2 separate regions of the Homo sapiens genome follow, and region 1 is linked to region 2. The links are chromatin contacts, found by Hi-C or POLR2A ChIA-PET in ENCODE. All regions are on one chromosome and are shown on one strand. Each heading gives the region's core, a stretch centred on a gene start or an enhancer-like site at or near the end of the contact. The rest is flanking DNA. Distances are from core to core; before and after follow the strand shown.

What was found. Hi-C counts contacts between places; a loop is a spot of excess contacts on that map. ChIA-PET counts read pairs that join two places held with the same protein, here RNA polymerase II (POLR2A). Pooled maps may share reads with other maps.
Region 1: a loop to region 2 is called in a pooled map, with 2.1 times the contacts of the local background. The contact joins two enhancer-like sites. A Hi-C loop is called at or near these places in 1 of 168 maps with a recorded cell type or tissue (prostate gland) and 1 of 50 pooled maps. POLR2A ChIA-PET finds 5 or more read pairs at or near these places in 2 of 52 experiments (AG04450 and HEK293T).

The regions. Positions count from the first base shown.
Region 1 is chr10:76,310,597-76,313,296 of GRCh38, reverse strand. All of the region lies in intron 5 of LRMDA (leucine rich melanocyte differentiation associated), which reads right to left. All of the region lies in intron 2 of LOC112268057 (a long non-coding RNA gene), which reads left to right. Among named protein-coding and RNA genes, the nearest start is that of KCNMA1-AS1, 580 kb to the left of the region's middle. Within about 2 kb of position 1,395, at least 4 of the 41 ENCODE cell types and tissues checked have a DNase peak (open chromatin) inside an H3K27ac peak, as active enhancers do.
Region 2 is chr10:76,250,904-76,253,603 of GRCh38, reverse strand. All of the region lies in intron 5 of LRMDA (leucine rich melanocyte differentiation associated), which reads right to left. Among named protein-coding and RNA genes, the nearest start is that of KCNMA1-AS1, 640 kb to the left of the region's middle. RefSeq lists a silencer at 1,339-1,633. Within about 2 kb of position 1,408, at least 6 of the 41 ENCODE cell types and tissues checked have a DNase peak (open chromatin) inside an H3K27ac peak, as active enhancers do.

The DNA.
Region 1 (2,700 bases), core at 146-2,645, 60 kb before region 2:
TTGTGTCGAGAACTGCGTTAAACACTTTCCATGTATTGATTTATTCAATCTTCACAAAGTTTCACGAGGAGTCACAACTCCTAGTTCTGTTTTACAGATGAGGAAGCCGAGGACCAGAGAAATTAAGTCCCCTGACAAAGCTCTCACTTAAGTTCTTGGGTAACTACTCCTTGGCAGAGCTGGGACACAAATCCAGGCAGTTTGCCTCCAGTTGCTGCTGTCTTGGCAATTACAATGTTATGCTGCCTCCCTTCCCAATAAAGGTAAATGTTAAATAAGGGTAAGAAACAACCATCTTAGCCACTGCTCATGGATGTTAGCTATGATTTATTCTTACTTCACTCTAATTTTGTTTAATATCTTATCTCTTCAACTGGACTTTAAGTTTCTTGAGAGGTAAAGCTCATGTTGTATAGCTTTTTCTGCCCTTCACAGTAGCCATGACAGAGACATGCCCATATTTCATAATTAAATAGGCATTATATGAATTAATTTTGCTTCTCACTTGTCAAGCAGAAGAGCACTACTGAGATCCCTTCTGGGAGCAAAAATTGTGAGATCCCTAGCTTCATTATAATCCGAATTCATCCATCAATTCACTGCATTATTGTGATGCTCTAACAACATTTAGATGGTCTCATCTAACTCAGACGAGAAGGCTACACGTGGCATATCTCAACTGGGTTTGTAGGACTGTCTTAAAAATGATATTATGTCATGGTAGTCCTAAGGGCTTGATTTATTTTGGCTTAAAAGAAGGAACTTGCCTCATGTGTCTCTTTTCCTCTCACGGAGGTTTTTTTTAATCTTGAGGGCTACGGGTCAAGTTCTGTCCTTGGAACCAAAGTACTTTTCCAAAATGAGTTGAAGCCAGCTCTGTCAGGCTAGGCCAGATCTGCTGTCAGTGCCTTTCCCAAATACATCAGACCCTCTGCTTGTAAAAATAAATTGATACCAATGCAAGAAATTTATTAGGAGATGACAGCCCAGTTCATAATGGAAATATGGAGAAAATATCATCCTTCAAAACTGACAGTTTATCCATCATGCCTCAGATTCCTGAGATATAAGCAGACACTGTCACATGCAATCAGCTGAGGACACATCTTGGATTTCCTTATGACAGGAAACTCTGATATAATCCAGAAGTAGGGAAGGACTCGCACTGCCCTTAATGTGCTCAGCCATAAATTTTTAGCATTAGCAGGAGAAACATGTAGCCAAGGAAATGAATGATGGGGGAAATCAGGAGGCCTGGGATTCTCAAAGGCCTCTTCTTTTCTCTTGGGGATGATGAACTAGGGATAGGGGTCAGAGAGGGTTACTGCACCACCATGAGGGACATCAATACCCTGTTATGTGTAAGCAGAGCCAACAGGTGGCAGGGCACCACTGCATACATACCACAGTCTGCTCTGTGTGAGGTTTGGGGACCTGGTCATCTTGCCCTGCTAACTGTTCAACTGTGGCTATTTTGCTTAGCTTCTTATTTATATTAATGAACTTGAGACAATTTAAGAGGGCCATTTTAATTAGGAGTAAATGCAAGTATATTTGTGGGGATCACAAGAGGCCTGATCTTTGCAGGCTTAATGAGGCGACCTACCCAACCCCATATGAAATAATTGTGTATTGTATTAAAAGCCGCTTTGGAAAATATAATCGTGGTAGTAAATTGGAATGAAATGAACATGGTATTAAAGGGGGAAAAATATTTACTGCCAATTTTATGGGGCCTTAAAATATTTATGTTTTAAACTTGCATTCTTTGGAGATTTGCTGAGTGTTGCTAGAGCTGGGAAACTTTTTTAATGAGATACGTGCATATTTTTCAAATTTACAGATCTTTTTTCACAAAAATAGAAAGTCATAAATGTGAAATGGAAACCTAAACAAGGCAAGTGCAGCCTTAATGGCCTTAGATTCTTAATTGACTCTTCATATTAGAAAAAATTAAAAGCACAGGAAATTTCATTTAAATGTGTGAATAATATGCAAGGAACTTTTGTTTTATGTCAGTTTCTATCCGATTAAAGTACAGAGCATTAGCATAAATGTGATAACCCAAATAAACTTGAGTTTTGCTGCATTTATGTTAAGTGGGCATGAATAGGATACGTGTGCATTCTTGGGTTACTTAAAAACAGAGTCAAATACTGGCTTTTGTTCTGCTTCCCAAATGAATCTCTAAGAACAGCAGGGAAATAAATTACATGTTGATCAAGTCTTTATTTCTTTATTCATAGGTACCAGGGGTTGAAAAAAAAATGCAAGTGAGTCTATAGTTCTCAGACACTGAATCCCTCTTTAAATGCTCTCACTCTTTGCAAGAGGCAAATGAACTTCTAATTGTTCACATTTGTTTCAGCCAATCTTCCTGATTCCCTTTCTCATGAAAGACCTAAAACTCTGTTGACTTTACATGTCCAAATTAAATATATCTGTGTTTTCCTTTTGCTTTCAATAAGAGTGCATGCCAGCATGACTTAACATTCATCCAGAGTTTATTTCAATATTAGTGGAAAACAAGCCATTTTTCAGTTTAATGAATAGCATCAGTGTCTCCCTTTTAACCAAAAATATGGCCTTAAACTTGATGGATCTCACCAGAAGGCACATTTTCAAATTATTTTTCTATTGGAGGTTATGAATATCGTTTCCCAAATTATTGTGACAGCTGTGAGGGGAAAGCCTGCATCA
Region 2 (2,700 bases), core at 159-2,658:
ATAGTAGCAACTTTTAAGAGCTAGTACATCTTTTTACCTAGAATGAGCTAGGCCAAATCAATCTCTCTCTCTCTCTCTCTCTCCCCCTCTCTTCTCCACTCCCTTTCTCTCTCTCTCTCTCCCTCCCTGCCTTCTAGCTCTGTCTTTTAGAAACAGTTATTCAGCTGGTAGATCAGTGAGACCATAAACATTATAAATTGATTTCAATAAGACATCTAACAAAAATCCCCCATGATATTGCTTTGCAACAAATAAAATAAATGAGATGCAATTCATAGCAGATCAATTAACTACATCAAAAAAATGTTGATCCATGAATCAATGTCCTTAAACCTACCCACAGGACTCTATCCTTGCCTCCAGACTGTTGAATAAAACCCAGAAATCTGTTCTAACAATAGGCTAAACCCAAAGACCCATAATATGCAAAACAAAGCAAAAGTACCCACTTAGATCTGAAAACTCAATTTCCCAAGCAAGGGATGGGAGAGTTTTGCTGGGCAGTCGCTTATATAAAAATAAAAGCCCAGAAAGCACTGGTTGACTCTGAGCTATGTTACAATAACACACGGCAGATGCCTGGCCTCCCTGGAAGTTGCCCCGCTCATACACAACTGTCTGCATGTCCTGGGTGGGATGCGGGATGAAATGTTTCTTCCAATCCTCAGGTTCCACGAGTCTAATATCAATATGAATTCCTGCCTGGTGACCTGTGTGAGTATTGCTCAACAACTGTAGAGGAAGAATTGCAGAAAACGAAGGCGATTACAAGTTTTTCTAAAGCCACTGATTTTATCACAAGCCACATACAGAAACCTTCCCAATATCTGCTAATTACCAAAAGGTAGTGATCCTCCAATATCTAGCAGTAGGACACACACCCCAGCTGACCAAACCATGAGTTTAAGACAGGCAGAAAAACCTAACATCTCCCTACCATGACAAAGGCAACTAGAATTGCCAAATCCTATACACAAAACATTTAATTTATAACAGTTAAAACCTGGCCTCTGACCAAGTCCAAAAGAACTATGTCTTATTTCACTTGCTCTTGAATATGTCTCTTTCAGAGATAAATGGCTCTGCTCTTGGCCAGTCCTCCCCTCTGTGTGGTGTTTTGTTTAGCTGGGCTTATGACAAGCCAAGAGTTGATGCATCTGCTTGAATGTGTAATTTACCTCTCTGGTCAACTTAGCTTTTTTTTCCTTGACAATATTATGTCAAACAATCACATCACAACTGGCTCTGATCTCTTTGTTGTTAGCTAATAAATTAAAGAGTATTTATTATCTGCAATCCTTTTTTCCTCTTTTAATGGTGACACATTTGTGGTGAATTACAGGGCAGCTTTATAAACTAGGCTCCAGGCCAGTCTCAGGCCCTGCGTCCATGTGAACGTTCCTTCTCCCGGTTGGCCTCCCGGACTGGTGGTAAATCAAGGCAGCTGTCACAGTACACTAAGTTAGTGTGCGTCATTGGGGAGAGCAGGAAGCGTTGGGGGTATAATTCTGTCCATCAAACTAATATGTTATATCAGTAGCTTTGTAATCTTCTGCCATAACTTATGGGAAGTGACACCTAAGAATTCACTTTGAAGGCAATGTGTTTCTTAGACTTTAAGTCAAAACAGACCCGATTCACAGCAACAGTTCCTCTGTTTACATGAGTGGATTTCTAGTGCCGGGGAACCAGGTCCCTATCAATGTGGCAGTATTTAACACGCTCCACCACCGGCTGGACTCTGTTTACAGCCCTCACGGCAGGATTTGTAAACTTTTCAAACAGGGTTTCTTCTCTTCTTGTTACCCTTGCCTTAACCTCCAGTAGCGGGATAGATAAACATGCTCCTTGAATGTTATCATGACAAAGCAAACCTCTGACAGATGGGAATGAATGGGTGACCCATTTCCCTTGTCCGGTCCCCTTCAACCTTTGTCTTGACAAATGTGGGAAATGGCTCTGGAGGACAGAAGAATACTCACACCGCTATGATAGCACTGTCAGCTTTGTGCTGTTGCTAAATGTCCACATGATACTTAGAAGCGACGGGAGGGCCGGGCGCGGTGGCTCACGCCTGTAATCCCAGCACTTTGGGAGGCCGAGGCGGGTGGATCATGAGGTCAGGAGATCGAGACCATCCTGGCTAACAAGGTGAAACCCCGTCTCTACTAAAAATACAAAAAATTAGCCGGGCGCGGTGGCGGGCGCCTGTAGTCCCAGCTACTCGGGAGGCTGAGGCAGGAGAATGGCGTGAACCCGGGAAGCGGAGCTTGCAGTGAGCCGAGATTGCGCCACTGCAGTCCGCAGTCCGGCCTGGGTGACAGAGCGAGACTCCGTCTCAAAAAAAAAAAAAAAAAAAAAAAAAAAAAAAAAAAAAGAAGCGACGGGAGATAACCTTCAATGGACAGTGTGCTTTTCTAAGTCATGATATCAGTGTGACCAGACTTAGACCATACGTCCTCTGAAAGCAATGCGTTATTTTCTAGGATTTGCTGTTGGATTGTCCCTGTCTTCCCCCACTCTCTCTTCCTTGGCTGTTTTTCTCAGCAGGCCAATGAGAGAAGCCCTTTGGGGAAGATTAAGTAGTTTTGTGAGCTGCCATCTGATGGAAAAGAAATCTACAAGAACTGTTCAAAGGAGCTCTTCCTCCCCCAGGCACAAGACTAAATATGCACAGTAAAGAAATTTGAAAAATGCCTG